2 separate regions of the Homo sapiens genome follow, and region 2 is linked to region 1. Evidence: chromatin loops called from intact Hi-C (ENCODE). Cell type or tissue: PC-3. All regions are shown on one strand.

Region 1 (8,000 bases):
AGCCTGCATTGAATCTTTTTCTTTCGGCATCCTCATACAAACCATTTCATTAGTTTCCAATAAAGGGTTCACCTTGAGGGCATATGTCTTATTATTTTACTTTATCCTGAGGGTAATTCACAGAAGAGAATATACAGATGTCCAATAAATATATGCGTGTAGGATATATCACTAGTAGACAGGGTTATGGGAGGATGAATTACCCCAACACAATCTGGCCCACACGTTTTTACCTCTCAATCTTGCTCTCCCATGCTCACTCTCCTCCTGTCACCTTGCTTTCAACATCTCAAGCATGCACCCCTTCAGGGCTTGCACTTACTTTTTTTTTGTTACATTGAAAGTGAAACCTTCCCTACCTATTCTATTTAAAATTTCACCCTCTCCTCCCAGATACTCCCTCATCCCCTCTCTGCTCTGTTTCTCTCATGGCATTTATCACCACCTGACATATGATTGATTGATTGATTATCTATCTACAAACTCTAAATTTAAGCTATATCAGAGCAAAAGTTTTTGTTTGTTTTGATCATTGCTCTATTCTATATCTGGAACATTGCCAAACAATTAATATCCCTCAAATATTTGCTGAATGTATAAATTAACCCTTTTTGGAAAAGGATCTGGCGATATTTATTCATACTAAAAATGTGCACGATAATTTTACTCAGCAATCTTACTTATAGATTAAAGTTGGCTGCATATGAATTTGCTACTCCTCCTATGGATAGGTTTATGTCCAATCCTCTTGAATCTAGGTGGGCTCTATGACTGACTGACCAATAAAATATGGTTGAAAGGACACTGCCAGTTTCCAGGACCAGGCCTTAGGAGATTAGCAGTTTCCATTTTCTCTCTCTTGAACATTTGCTTCTAGAACCAGCTGCCATGCTGTGAGGAAGCCTAAGCAGTCCATGGAGAGGCCTAGGTGGAAAGGAATTGAAGTCCTTTGTTAACAGCTCCCACCAATAGCCAGCAACAACTTGTGGTTGCTCTTGGAAATGAATCCTCTATCCGCATTTGAGCTACCCCAGCCAAAGCTGCATGAGTTGTTGTGCTAAGCATTGCCCCAATTTTAAATTCATAAGCTTTTTTTGGTGTGGTTTGTTATCTAACAATTAATAACTGGAATGCCACTTTTTATGACTCTATCTTATAGAAATAAGAACTCCAGAAAACAAGAATGGACGTATATGGGAATGTTTATAACAATGTCCTTCATGATTTAAAAAAAAGAAAGAAAAAATAAACTAGAAACAACTTGAATGTCCATTCTGTACATTATGGTTAAAAAGTATTGCATAGCTCCATTGTGGACTATATTTGGCTATTTTTTTGTTTATTTTTGAGACAGGATCTCACTCTGTTGCCCAGACTGAAGTGCAGTGGCATGAATAAGGCTCACTGTAGCTTCAACCTCCTGGGCTCAAGCCCACCTCAGCCTCCCCAGCAGCTGGGACCACAGGCACATGCCACTATGCTCAGATAATTAAATTTTCTTTTTTTTATAGAGACGGGTTCTCCCCATGTTGCCCAGGCAGGTTGCAAACTCCTAGGCTCAAGCAATCTTCCCGCGTTGGCCTCCCAAAGTGTTGGGATTACAAGGGCAAGCCACCGTGCCTGGCCATATTTGGCTATTAAACCATATGAGTTAAGGCTATACATATCAACATGGAAGGATATCCAGAAAGATAAACGGAATAAAAAGCAAATTTTGGAGTAAAATGCTTAGTCTAATTTCACGGAAAACAAACAAACAAACAAACAACCTCTATAGGCTGGGCGCAGTGGCTCATGCCTGTAATCCCAGGGCTTTGGGAGGCCAAGGTGGGTGGATCACTTGATGTCAGGAGTTTGAGACCAGCCTGGCCAACATGGTGAAACCTCATCTCTACAAAAATATAAAAATTAGCTGGGGATGGTGGCGTGGACCTATAGTTCCAGCTACTCTGGAGGCGGAGGCAGGAGAATGACTTGAACCCAGGAGGCAGAGGTTGCAGTGAGCTGAGACCATGCCACTGTATTCCAGCCTGGGAAACAGACCCAAGATTCCATCTCAAAAAAAAAAAAAAAAAAAAAGAAGAAGAAGAAAGAAAACAGTATAAATATGTATACTTTACATATATTTACACAAACATAAAACATAAAAAATATAAAGAATCTATACACCAAATTATTAATGGTGATTTTGTCAAGAAAATGGGATTGAGTAGGGAAGCTAGAAACTGTTTTTTTCTTTAAACTCTTCTATATTCATTAAACTATTACAAAAAAGTCACAAAAAAATTACTTTTGTAACTAAAAAAATATCCTGGGTTTCAAGCAAAGTGGTGGTGATATGCGTGTATGAATGCAGGTATATATTTATTGGGGAACTTTCTTAGAAGTGCTGCTCTGTTCAAGGAGAGTGGTTTCTTTGTGGGCGCAAGGTTGGGGAGAGGGCCTCAGGGGCTAGTGACATTGAATCCGTTTTCTTCCATTTCTGACAATGCCTTTGTTGGGGAACAGCAATACAAGTGTGACTAGAAGAAAAAGAGAAAGATTATGTTTCTGCTTTAGTGTAGTCAGTCCTCCTACGTGTTAGCAGGGAGGAAATCTTCAATACTGGTATGACAGGGCCAAGCTTTGTGGTGGTTTTGGAACCTGGTTATAGGGATTTCCAAGTGGAAAACAAAACTGTCTAGTTACTAATTTTGGAAGTTTTCAGATACCTTTGACTCCTTTTTAGGGGATCTTCTTAGAAATAGGTTTTCAGAGGGTGACTAGTAAATCATTTTCCTTCACGTGGAAGAAGGGGAGAATACTTCTGTAATGTAGTGATTTATTTGCTGTGTGGAGAGGCGATGTGAAAGCAGAACTTGCTTTGAAGATTAGGGACCTGTCTTTCATTAGTGGTGAGGAAGTGGAAAGAGGAATCAAAAGAACCAGGCTCTGATCCTGGTTCTACTACTGACTAGCTGACTAGCTGACTGACCTCTCTGAGCCTCTGTTTACTTTTCTACAAGGAGATATTACACAGAAAGAAAGATTATGCCTTTCATTGCCTATAGAAAACGATCAGAATATGTGCTTTCCTACAGGAGTTTATAAAAATAGGTTACGTCTCACCGTTACAGCAGCTAGATGGCACCACCACCTCTAACATTTCTTTTTTAATGCTTCAACTGTAATTGCAGCTGGTACAGAATGTGCTTTCTTTCCTTCCATGATAGCATCTGTCAAAAGCTATGACTTTTAGATGAAAAGGAATTTAGCTATGTTGCTTCGAGACATCATGGATCTCTCCAAAGGAGATTCAGCATAGATAAACCTGAAGTCTTTGAGAAAACTAAAAGCCAGTAATTGTAGAAGATAATCACTGTATTGTAATTGTCCCTTGGGTATTAGTTGCCCTAATTTCATCAGAGTTCTCTCTTTGTTCCCCAGAAGACATGCTGACAGGCTTAGCCTGAGGGAGTGAAATTATGTGAGCTGGGCAGTGTTGCGGTTAGGGAGACTCTGTCCTTACCACATCTCTAGCTACAAGGAAAGAGACCTCCTATGCTTTGTTGACTGTAGAATCATAGATTTTTAGCAATCCTACTTCTGCATTTTACAACTAGGTACATGAGACCCAGAGAGTTGAAGTGATTTGCTAAAAAAATAGTATATACTAGTCTCAATACTCTTATTTCTTGTTTTTCCACTTGACTGCTTCTGCCTGTTTTTTGTGTATGTGTGTGTTTTTAACTTAAATAGACTGCCTTGGGGGTTACAGCTAAATGGGAATTTGAGGGATCGCTTAATATTAAAAAAAATCCCATAAGCAGGGTGGAATTTTAAACTATTTTTATCTCCCTTATCACCAATGCGCTTCAAAGAAAGGATGATTTGGGCAACTGGGGAATCATGTGATCAAACCCTCTGCGATGAAAGTTTTCTATTTCTTATAAACACGTTTAAGTAATATTTTGCGTGTCTTACAATATTGTACCGAAAAATTATGTGAGAATTGAGAGTAAAAATTAAGAGTAAAAATTTGGAGTTTTCTAAAATAATCCTTTAGGAACAGCTCAATATTTAATTATTTCTCTGCCAAAGAAGTTAGTTTTCATTTTTCAAAATTTACTTCTTATTTGTAATTTTTTTTTTTCAGTTTGCAAGATGCTGAAGAACATGCTTAATTAGCCCTTTCCCTCTTTAGTTTTACCTTTATCAATTTAAACATAAAAGTTGTGCATTCAGCTTCATCCATGCTCTGGTGTGCATGAGCAACAATTATGGAAGGAGTGATATGCTAGCATGTTGTTCATTTTCTTGTTTTTTCTTTCTTCAAATATTGGGTTACTGAATTGTGAATTCCAGGGAGTTGCTAGGATTTTAGAAACCTGCTTGAAAGACTATTGGCATTTTACTGGGTAGCATAGTCATATTTTTTCCTTTACATTCATCAAGTCTATTCCTTTCACTAAAAAATAATCATTAGTTTATATTTTTTCTTTTATGGTTTTATTTACAAACTTTTTAAGTCCATATGTACTGTGTTGCAACTAGAAATCACTTTACCCAGAACTCTGAGATGAGCATGGTGAACAGGTTTATTAGGAAATTATGCTGATAGTAATTTGATATTTTGGGGGTAGTGTTTCCTAGTCTGTCTGAAAATTATAAGATGGAGAAAATAAACTGAAGGAATGTTGCATGATAATAGTTATATTTATAGTGTATGTTGACAATGAAAACACATAGTGACAAAAAGCAACTATGAATTCAGTAACACTGTACCTGACTTGGTATTTTATTAGTCACAAAACACACATATATATATATTTTTTAAATAGGAATACTTTTGTGAGCAAACTATATTATTCATTTAGTTAACAGATAGTACTAGATGCATCTAAGAATTTAGTTGCAGTTTCTCTGGAGCTTTTGGTATCAAACCGCTGTTCACCCAGCGCAGGAAGACCAGATATCCACACTGAGGTTTGCAGCAGGAGAAAGGAAAGTGTTTATTTGCAGAGTGCCAAGCAAGGAGAATCAGGCAGTTCATGCTTAAGACTCAAACTCCCAGAGGGCTTACTGTAAGATTCTCCCCGGGCCTGAAAGCTTAAGATGAATAACTCCTCCCTTTTCAGGCCCAGTCCCAAGGCGCAACTTGCGCCAGCAGGGTGCGCCAGCAGGGTGCGCCAGCAGGGTGCGCCAGCAGGGTGCGCCAGCAGGGTGCGCCAGCAGGGTGCGCCAGCAGGGTGCGCCAGCAGGGTGCGCGATAGCAGAAGCAGGAAGAGAGCCGGGGGAAGACACCTACCCTGGCCGGAAGACACGAAGATCCAGAAAAAGGCCATCCGGGTACAACGTAGCAGTTACATCGGACTGTGACACTTACTGTTTACAGGAGACTATAAAACTTTGCCCAGTCGTCACTTGGGGCCCGCCTGCACCCAGGCCGTCATTAAAACAGCATGTTGCTCCACACCGCCTCGTGTTGTCTGTTGGTGTGCTCTCAGGGTGGAAACGATACAAGAACGTTACACTTACAGGTAAGGGTTTTTAAAGGCAGGAAGGCAGAAGTTACAGGTAAAGTCATAAATCAATATATAGAGGCTATACATTGGTTTGACCTAAAATGGTAGGACATCTTGAAGTGGAGGGGCCCACAGGTCATAGGTAGGTTCAAATATTTTCTGATTTGCAATTGGTTAAGGAAGAGAAACTTTGTTTAAAATTGTAAAGTCAGTAGTAAAGAATGTTAGCTCTGGCTTGTGGGTGAGACTTTCTCCAGGCCCCTCAGGAAGAAATTTAGAAGAAAGGTCAGAGTGCAATCCTCAGCTCCCCCTTATCTGAGGTCTCAGTGCCAGCAGATCCATTTGGTGGGGGTCCAGGTTGCTGAAAAACAACTCAGGTATACATGTTAAGATGTTATCTTTAGTTTCTACAGGGAACCAAACATTCTGGTGATTCTAACTCCTTGGCTATTGTTTTAAGCTACTATTACCTTCCCACTTATCAAGTTGTTTATTTACTTCTTAAGGATAGCTAGGTGCCTGGAATTACCCTTGAGGGAACTCAAGATTTTCCTTTATTTTCATGCTAGTTGTTGGGGTGGTACTCACAGGCCCCTATGAGGGGTTCCTGCCCTGTTTCACTTCTCCCAACTGTAAGTTGGGAACACTGTTCTAGAATGATAAGTATATCCAAGTGAATCAAGTTTTAACAATTTGTATTTAGCAGTAGCTAAAATGTATTGGGAGCTTAATATGTTCAAGGAGCTATGCAAAATTGCTTTATATGTATTAACTAACTTAATCCTCATTAACAGTCCTATGAAGTAAGTGCTACCATTGTCTCCTTCTTATAAATGCAGAGAGGGAAGCTTAGATGGTTAAAATCACTTTTTCAGGGTCACATATTTTCAAAGGTAGCCCCAGGTAAGTTCAATGCATATCCTTGGTTAAAAACTACTCGTCTAATTCATCTTCCTTATTTGTATTTGAGGAATTTAAAGTCCAGATGGGAAGCAAGTTACTTCTATGCCAGATCTAATATTAAAATCTTGGCCGTCAACATAAACTTTTTTTTTCTGTTTTCAGAGATTTACAGAGATAAAAGGCTCTTTGAGTGGCTTGCAATCTGAATAGGGAGATAGGACTTGAGCAGAAAAAAACAGAAATGATAAAAATAACTAATGCTATGTGGAGAAATGAGGGATGGCAGAAAGAAAAGAATATTTAATGGCAAGAGACATCTTTAAGGTAGGCTTCAGAATGGAGGCAAGTTTTAAAAGAAAAGTAGAACTTAGTGAAGCCAGAGAGGAGGAGTGGGAAGCTCTCTAGTCTGGAGTAGTAGTATGAGAAGAAGACAAGAAGGTGGGAAGATGAACAGAAGTTTGGGTTTGATGAACAGAAACATTCTGGTTCAAGTGAGTGGTCTTTTAGGGGACAAATAAAAGACCAGTTATGGAAGTGGGTAGGGTTTAGATAGTAGCCTCTTGTGCTGGACTAAGAAGTTTGTACCTTTTCCTATAGGAAGTGGGAAGCTATTGAAAATTTTAGAGAATGGGTAACTGGTTAAAATATTTCCATGCCCAGTGGCTGAGTTTGAGGGTGGGGAATTGGATTCACTTGATGCCTTTGGGACCCTCCTTCAATAGTAGTAGAACTGGCTTGGAATTAAGAGTTGGAATGGTGAGTATAAGTTGCCTGAGATGAATTGTCAGACACAGACTCTGATAGCAAATAAGCAAGGAGAATCTTGCTCAGGACCCTCAAAGCAGTGCCCTGAACTACTTTCCACAGTGGAACTTCTAATATCTGTGTTTACAAAGTTAGTATTCTTAAATTCAAGGAGGGTTGAAGAGGTGTTTGGAATTTAGTTCAATGTTTTATGTTTGTTTGTTACTGTCTATTCTTGCTCTAGCTAAGTATGCTGATATGTCATTATATGGACCTCAGGACTTTTCACGTGGTGAAATTGATTCTGGCTCAGAAAGAAACGTACATGAGAAGACCACAATAACTCTTCAGGAAGAATTTATTTATTTTTGTTTATTCACCCTTGTGGATTTAAAAAATTAAATTAATATAGATTAAATTAAAAATTAAATAAATATAGATCCACATGTAGCTATAGAAAATAATACAGAGAGATCTTGTGTACTCTTTACTCAGTTTTCTCCAATAGTAACATCTTGGAAAACTAGAGTTCAGGATCACAGCCAGGATACTGACATTTATTCAGTGAAGATACAGAACATTTCCATCATCACAACAATCTCTCATTTATAATAGCCATATCCAGTTACTGCCTGCCTCCAACACCACCTTAACTTCTGGTAATCACTAATCTGTTGACCATTTATATAATTTTGTTTTACACACACACACACACACACACACACACACATGTAAATTGAACAATGCATGATGTAACATTTAGGGACTGGCTTTTTTCACTCAGCCGAATTCTCCGGAGTTTCATCCAGGGCATTGCATGTATCAATAGTTTGTTCTTTTTTATTATAT
Region 2 (8,000 bases), 100 kb before region 1:
TTCAAAACTTTAATGGAAAGGAGGACCTAATACAATAACAGCAATGACTTCTTGCAGCAGAGTGGCTATCAGGTTTATTGACTCCCCTTTGACCATATCAAGAATAACAATAACAAATTATAATTTAAATAATTTTTGCATAGTTTAAAAAGCATTCTTGTAAAAATTATCTCATTTCACCTTGATAATTTTCCTGAGTAACAGACAGTCTAGAATTTTGAGTCCTATTATACAGATGGAAAAACTGACACCTAAGGGGGTTTCACCTAGCCTGAAAGGGAGTAGAAACATGGTTTGAACCCATGATTCCTTTTGCTACATTCTGTTGTCTGTCACATGGAGCTGCCCACTTTCAATAACCCTAGTTCACACTAAGAACCAGAAAACAACTTCAAAAAACTAAATGTCTAAAAAATTGGCCTTGTCTCTAGCAGTGGTTCTCAAATATTGGTCCATGGACCAATGGAGTCAGGTTCACCTGGAGTTTCTGCTGCACCCCATCTTCAGTCCTTCTCCCAGGTGTTTCCCTTGAGGCCACCATTTTTAATACTTTTAACCAAGTGTCTTAGTCCATTCATGCTGCTATAACGAAGTACCTTAGACTGGGTAATGTATACACATTGTAAGTTTATTGCTCATAGTTATGGAGGCTCGATAGTCCAAGATCAAAGTGCTGGCAGGTTCAGTGTCCAGTGAGGGCCTGTTCTCTGCTTCCAAGATGGTGCCTTAAACACTGTTTCCTCTGGAAGGGACAAACACTGTGTCCTCAGATAGTAGAAGGGACAGAAGACAAAAGGGCCTAGCTAGTTCCCTCAAGTCCTTTGACAAGGGTATCATCCCATCCATAAGTGCTCTGCCCTCATGACCTAATCACCTCCCAAAGGTTTCTTTCTTTTTCTTTCTCTTTCTTTCTTTCTTTCTTTCTTTCTTTCTTTCTTTCTTTCTTTCTTACTTTCGTCTGTCTTCCTTCCTTCTAAAAAAAATGGGATACATGTGCAGAACGTACAGGTTTGTTACATAGGTATTCATGTGCCATGGTGGTTTGCTGCACCTATTTATCCATCCTCTAAATTCCCTCCCCTCACTCCTCATCCCCCACCAGGCCCTGGTGTGTGTTGTTCCCCTCTCTGTGTCCATGTGTTCTCATTGTTCAACCCCCACTTATGAGTGAGAACATGCAGTGTTTGGTTTTCTGTTCCTGTGCTAGTTTGCTGAAGATGATGGCTTCCAGCTTCATCCATGTCCCTGCAAAGGACATGATCTCATTCCTTTTTATGGCTGCATAGTATTCCATGGTGTATATGTCCCACATTTTCTTTATCCCGTCTATCACTGATGGGCATTTGGGTTGATTCTATGTCTTTGGTATTGTAAATAGTGTTGCAATAAACATACGTGTACATGTGTCTTTATATTAGAATGATTTATATTCTTTTGAGTATGTACCCAGTAATGGGATTGCTGCATCAAATGGTATTTCTGGTTCTAGATCCTTGAGGAATCTCCATACTGTCTTCCACAATGGTTGAACTTATTTACACTCCCACCAACAGTGTAAAAGTGTTCCTATTTCTCCACAGCCTCACCAGCATACTGTTTCTTGACTTTTTAATAATTGCCATTCTGACTGGTGTGGGATGTCTCATTGTGGTTTTGATTTGCATTTCTCTGATGATCAGTGATAATGAGCTTTTTTTCATATGTTTCTTGGCCACATAAATGTCTTCTTTTGAGAAGTATCTGTTCTTATCCTTTGCCCCCTTTTTAATGGTTTTTTTTTTTTTCCTTGTAAATTTGTTTAAGTTCCTTGTGAATTCTGGATATTAGATCTTTGTCAGATGGGTAGATTGCAAACATTTTCTCCCATTCTATAGGTTGCCTGTTCACTCTGATGATAGTTTCTTTTGCTGTGCAGAAGCTCTTTAGTTTAATTAGATCCCATTTGTCAATTTTGGCTTTTGTTGCAATTGCTTTTGGCATTTTTGTCACGAAGTCTTTGCTTATGCCTATGTCCTGAATGATATTGCCTAGATTTTCTTCTACGGTTTTTATGGTCCACCTTTTAATACTATCACTTTGAGTCTTAGGTTCCAACATAAGAAATTTGGAAGGACACATACATTCAAACCATAGCACTGAACCTGTTTGTTTGTTTCTTTCTTATTCTTCTGATGGTTATCTTCGTGTTTACTGCTAAATTATGAATTATATATTTTAGGCATTATCTACTGTCATCCTACCATATTAGGTTTTAGCTCATAAATATTGCCTTTGATCTCCTTACCCATTCCTAATACAAACATATGACCATTTTTATTATTTCATTGATTACACTTGTAAATGTTGATTGATAATTACACTTGACTCCACATTTTGTACAATGAGGAAAATCATGTCCTTTCTTAACAGTTTTCCTCTCCCACTTTCAGCTTCCAACTTTTCAGATCTATACTTTTATGTTCTTAAGGTTGATAGTATTGGTATTTGTATCCTGTTTCCTAATCATTATTAAGAACTTTGTGTTTTAGCTATAAACTGGTTCTAAATATATAAAATTAGAAAACAGTGTCTATATTATAGCAATGTAAATATTGTTTACCTTGCTACACAAGAGATCCATGCAATCTGTTATGATAATGGCTTATTTCTTGTACAGCCTTCTGTTTACATAGGACAGGGTTTGGCAGAATGTTTCTATAATAGTCAGATAGTGAATATTTTAGGTTTCGTAGACAATATGGTCTCTGTTGCAGTTCCTTTTCAACATTGCTACTGTGGTGTGAAAGCAGCCAGAGACAATATATGAATGAATGAACATGGCTGTGCTCCAATAAAACTTTATTTACAAAAGTAGGCAGTCGGCTGGATTGAGTCAGCAGGTCATAATTTGCCCACCCTGAGTGTAGGAAACTCTAGTTGCCTTTCTATTTTCTTTAGCATTCACCTTATCCCATTCTTAACTTTGTCAAATGTCTCAAAGAAACTATCAAGTCTTTGAGATTCTCTTGTTTTCTCTAATCTGCCTCTACAGCATCTGCTTTCAATTCTGCTAGGATTGGGATTTATAGCTTTCTTTGTGCTTGTTGTCCAGCTATCATTCATTCAATTATTTATTTAGCACCTTCTTTTGGAGCACCTGCAATATATTAGGCAACATTCTAGTTCAGAGATAGCCTGGGGTCAGGTTTAGTTTTACTTTGTAAAGATAATGCAATATGATAAGTTTTGCATACTTGTTTTTGTGTGAACATCAGCTGTAATAAAGCTAATAAAGTAATTATATCTGAAACATATACGTGTATAATAACAATGGCTAGCATTTATTAGGTTTTAATTACAGTATAATAAATGTTTTACATGAATTATTATCCTATTCCCTCTCTTAAGTACTAATCACACTTCTGGGAAGACATTGGTATTTGGGAGGAGAGGCAGTTACTCCTATTTTTTTTAGAATAGTGGTCAACCAATTAGTATAAGATACATAATTTTGGAATTCTTAGAAAGTAAAGAGGCTGGGCACGGTGGCTCATGCCTTCAATCCCAGCACTTTGGGAGGCTGAGGCGGGTGGATCACAAGGTCAGGAGATCGAGACCATCCTGGCCAACACGGTGAAGCCCCGTCTCTACTAAAAAAAATACAAAAAAAAAAATTAGCCAGGCATGATGGCGGGCACCTGTAGTCCCAGCTACTTGGGGGGCTGAGGCAGGAGAGTGGCATGAACCTGGGAGGCAGAGCTTGCAGTGAGCCGAGATCGCACCACTGCACTCCAGCCTGGGCAACAGAACGAGACTCTGTCTCAAAAAAAAAAAAAAAAAAAAACAAGAGAAAGCAAAGAAATTAACTAGATGGTCTCTACAAGGAAATTGGACCGTTAGCAGCAGGAACTACAAATTTGGTGGTCCAGGAATAAGACGATGATATTGGTTTGTCATTTTAATTTCATCCAGATGGCTATAGGACCTTTAAGGAATGTAATGACATTAACAGCAAGAAAATAAAATCACCAGCCGTGAGCTCTAAGCTCTATCCTACCACTCAAAGATTCATTCCCCTGCTTAGTCATCTTTTCATCTGGCTTTATCTTAAAAGGTGAGTGTTATCCTAGACAATTGTTTTATAGGTCACCAATTCTTGTTTTTTTATCAGACCAACTCCATGATTAATTGTTTGATTGGGGAATCTGATGATTTTTTTCATATTTTCATGCAGACCAACAATGGTTAGTATCAGAGCTGATTTTATCCACAGTGGGATGAGTCTCTCATTACTTGGTTTCCTTTTGTTGATAATTATAACTCCTCTCTACTCCCTTTTCTTCCTTAAATTTAGAAATCCCAGTACTTAAGGCAACTCCGGTCACTCCACATTTGAAAACCATCACTTGCATTTTTGAACTTCCTCCAGCCAAATCACTAAAAGAATGTATTCCTGAAGCAATTGCTCTGGTGATTACACCGATTTTGCCTTGTTCTAGTGACAAGTGTCAGGACCAGGGCAATTATGACTCACTGGGAAAAGAACATCCTAAATTGAATGCTGCCCAGGACCTAGGCATCCAGGCTGTCTGGGGTTTGCTGTTTTTATTAAGGCTACAGGAAGGAGGTTTTGTTATATTAGTCACCACCTGTTTAACTATACTTCCTCTCCAGGTTGTCTGTCTGGCTGGCCTGCCTAGGCCCCATCTCCTAAGCTGGGGAATTGATATGTTCATTTAGATCCTTCTTAATTGCTGAGGGAAACAGAGACCATGAGTCCTGCCTGGTTCAGCTAGCCCTGCAGAGCAGCATGGCTGGGCTTGCATTCAGAGGGGTTCTTTCATTATTAGGGAGGTTAGCAATTCTGTGACCAGAGAGCAACTAACACTAAAGCTGTGAATACCTTAAATTTCTCTGACTTCCACAGACAAGATATTTTGGAACAATGTACCTTCAAGAACTTAAATCCCAATGAAAATATAAGATGAGTAAATAACTAACTACAAAAGAGGTTCTCAGTGTGAATTAAGAATCCTTAGGTGAACAGTTATATATATATATATAAATGATAATAATACATAACAAAATAATATAATGATAATCACTAATATTTCTTGAACACCTAATGTATTAGTCCATTCTCACACCGCTATAAAGTATACTACCTGAGACTGGGTAAATATAAAGGAAAGAGGTTTAATTGACTCACAGTTCTGCAGGCTTAACAGGAAGCATGGCTAGGAGGATTCAGGAAACTTACGATCATGGCAGAAGGCAAGAGGGAAGCAGGCACCTTCTTCACAAGGTGACAGGAGGGAGTGCGTGTGAGAATGAGGAAGTGCCACACTTTAAAATCATCAGCCTTTGTGAGAACTCACTCACTCTCATGAGAACAGCATGAGGGAAACTGCCCCCCTGATTCAATCACCTCCCACCTGGTCCCTCCCCTGACACATGGGAATTATTAATACAATTCGAGATGAGATTTGAGTGGGGGCACAGAGCCAAACCGTATCACCTATCATATGTCAGGCTGTATCAAGTACTTTAATAGACTGTTTAATCATTGTTCAAGGTAGGTACTAATACTATCTTCATTGTCAGAGGAGAAAACTGAGGCCCAGATAGAGTAAATGACTAGCCCAAGGTTCCATTACTGATGGGTGGCATAACTAGGATTCTGATTGTTGGATTATATTTTTCTCTCTCTTATCTATGATTATTCTACACATAAATGTCTACAGAAGTTTGAACTAGGATGATGATTGGAGAAAGCTTCAGAGAAGTGAAATTCATATAAGATGGTCTTAAAGCACAAGTTAGAAATAGAACAGTGGAAATAGTAGTGAGAGAAGAAGCCGGGCGTTAAAGGTGGAAGAAATAATGGACAAAGGCTTTATGAGCATTATTTTCTCTTTTATCTGTTGCCTCATCTCTCCAATGCCCCGTGCCTATCTGTACATCTTGTTCAGCTGTATATACTATTGGGTTGTGTGTTCTGACATGATTTTTTTTTTTGTTAAGGCCACTTCATTATGACTAGGTAAGGGGTCCCTCTAAAGGATGTGGGTCTCTCAGTATATCACTTTTGGAAAGGATCATTCTTCTGACAGCACATTGATTCTCCTAATTTTTGGGAGAAACTTCTTAGACAGGAGGAGAACACCTGCTGCTTTTAAGTCTGCCTCTTTGTGAGTCTAAAATTAGAGATAGATTTGAGGGCCCTACTGTACATTGTGGGAAATATCCCTACTTCTGTATGGAGGCAGGGAGGCACATTAAGAGACATCCCCATAGGAGGAGATATTTTAGATGACATAACTGAAGATACTCCATAAAATAGATGATCTTGCTTCATATTACTTTATTTTTCTTTTGTGATCTGAGAATCTTCAGTAGTTTTATTTAAATGCTTAAACTTGATCTTGGCTGTTATGCTCTTTGAACCAAAAAAAACTGTAATGCCCCCTGAGGTCAGGATAGTGAGGCAGCTATAATTCCTTCACTTTCCCCATCTCCATTCTCTCTCTCTCTCTCTCTCTCACACACACACACACACAAACACACACACACACACACACTACCACTCTTACTTTCTTGGTATCCATATACTGCTACCCACATACATACTTTTGGAGGGCAGGCTATGTGTCACACACAGTGTTAAGAACTTCATGCATAATATCTTAATTAATGTTCACGCCAACACTTGAAATAGGTGCCATTATCACCTCTACTTTATTTTTGAGGGCCACAGAACTGGTAAGTGGTAGTTTCAGTCATCTATTGCCATAATAATGCTGCAAAATAAATGGCTACAAAACATCAGTGACATACAATAGTGAATGTTTGTTTTTGTGCATGAGTTTGTGGGGGTTCAGCTAATGTAATCTGGACTTGGTTTATCTCAGCCCGTCCCCCTCTTGTGTCCAGCTCTGGGATGGCTCAGTGGCTTTGCTGATCTTGGCTGGACTTGCTCCTAGGGTTTGACTGGTTACTGACTGATTGAGGATGACCTCAACTGGGATCACTAGGAGTTTTTCTTCTCTTCAGTTCTTGTCCATCCTTGCTAGTCTAGGCAGGTCCATCTTATGGCATGGCAGAGGGAAAGAGCAATAAGCAGAGCCATGCTTATAGTATCATGTCTGCTCATATTCTCTTGGACAAAGCAAATCACATGGCCAGGTTAAGAGGGAATGACAAGGTTACATGGCAAAGGGCTTGGAGAGGTGAAAAATTGAGCCATTAATCCAATCAACCTACCATAATGGTGGAGTTCATACCCCTTCTCACTTCTCTGTCTCCCACTAATTAGTGAAAATTATCTAATATTTTTTCCAATTATTCTTTACTTACCTTCTTCCAAGAGAAGATTAATTATTGACTAGAAAATTTGTGGCTGAAAGGTCTATCCACCTCCCCTTTCTCGTGGAGATTCTCCCCACACTGACAATTTCAGAAAAGCAGTTTTCTTCTTTGTAATGTGTGTATTCATATCCTGGAATTGTGATAACTCATCAGACTCCAAGTGAAAGAATTTTCTTTGGTGCAGTGGTTATCAAGATTCCAGAGGATGAAGACTCTTTTTCAACAACAAAGCACTCACAGAGCCTTACATGATATTAGCTGTGTCAGACTGAAGAAATACATAACAGCAAAGGGTTATTTTAAGTTCAGTCCAGGTGTTTAGACTAATTTACATTTTAATAATCCCCACAATATCTCTATACATTTTGAAAATAGTGGTATTTATATATGTGAGATATTATTTATGTATTTAAGAGAGAGTGCAGTTTGAGTATATGAATTCTTTGTTTCCTTGCCATATCTCTGAGGCTTCCTTCCCAAGTAAAGACACACAGACAAATACATACCTATCTGCCTCTTAGCCTTAGTGACAGAGGCTTTCTTATTACATATTTTACAACATACGTCATAGTAAATGTAGGGCTGACATTGCAAATGGAGCCCACTGGAGCTGCCTTTCACAAGGTGCAGGAAGTGGCAACCTCCTGACTCTC

What was found. A loop is a pair of places that touch in the nucleus more often than their neighbours do. Peaks named below come from ENCODE experiments on the same cell type or tissue, not always from the same donor. Only the 100,000 strongest peaks of a DNase experiment are listed, where the experiment ranks them.
Region 2: a loop joins it to region 1, with 3 times the contacts of the local background. A loop is called at or near these places in 4 of 110 quality-filtered maps.

The regions. Positions count from the first base shown.
Region 1 is chr5:33,295,251-33,303,250 of GRCh38, reverse strand. It overlaps LOC124900637 (a long non-coding RNA gene), which reads left to right and starts at 5,278. Exons shown (of 2, transcript XR_007058725.1): 1 at 5,278-5,519. RefSeq lists an enhancer at 3,057-3,582. In PC-3, CTCF peaks have their summits at 2,919, 3,123 and 5,146 (motif pointing right); DNase peaks (open chromatin) are centred at 3,160 and 3,460; H3K4me3 peaks cover 751 bases; H3K27ac peaks cover 1,634 bases.
Region 2 is chr5:33,398,225-33,406,224 of GRCh38, reverse strand. No RefSeq gene overlaps it. Among named protein-coding and RNA genes, the nearest start is that of TARS1-DT, 38 kb to the left of the region's middle. RefSeq lists a silencer at 4,488-4,782. In PC-3, no CTCF peak of the experiment used is centred here; a DNase peak (open chromatin) is centred at 4,554; H3K4me3 peaks cover 721 bases; H3K27ac peaks cover 2,237 bases.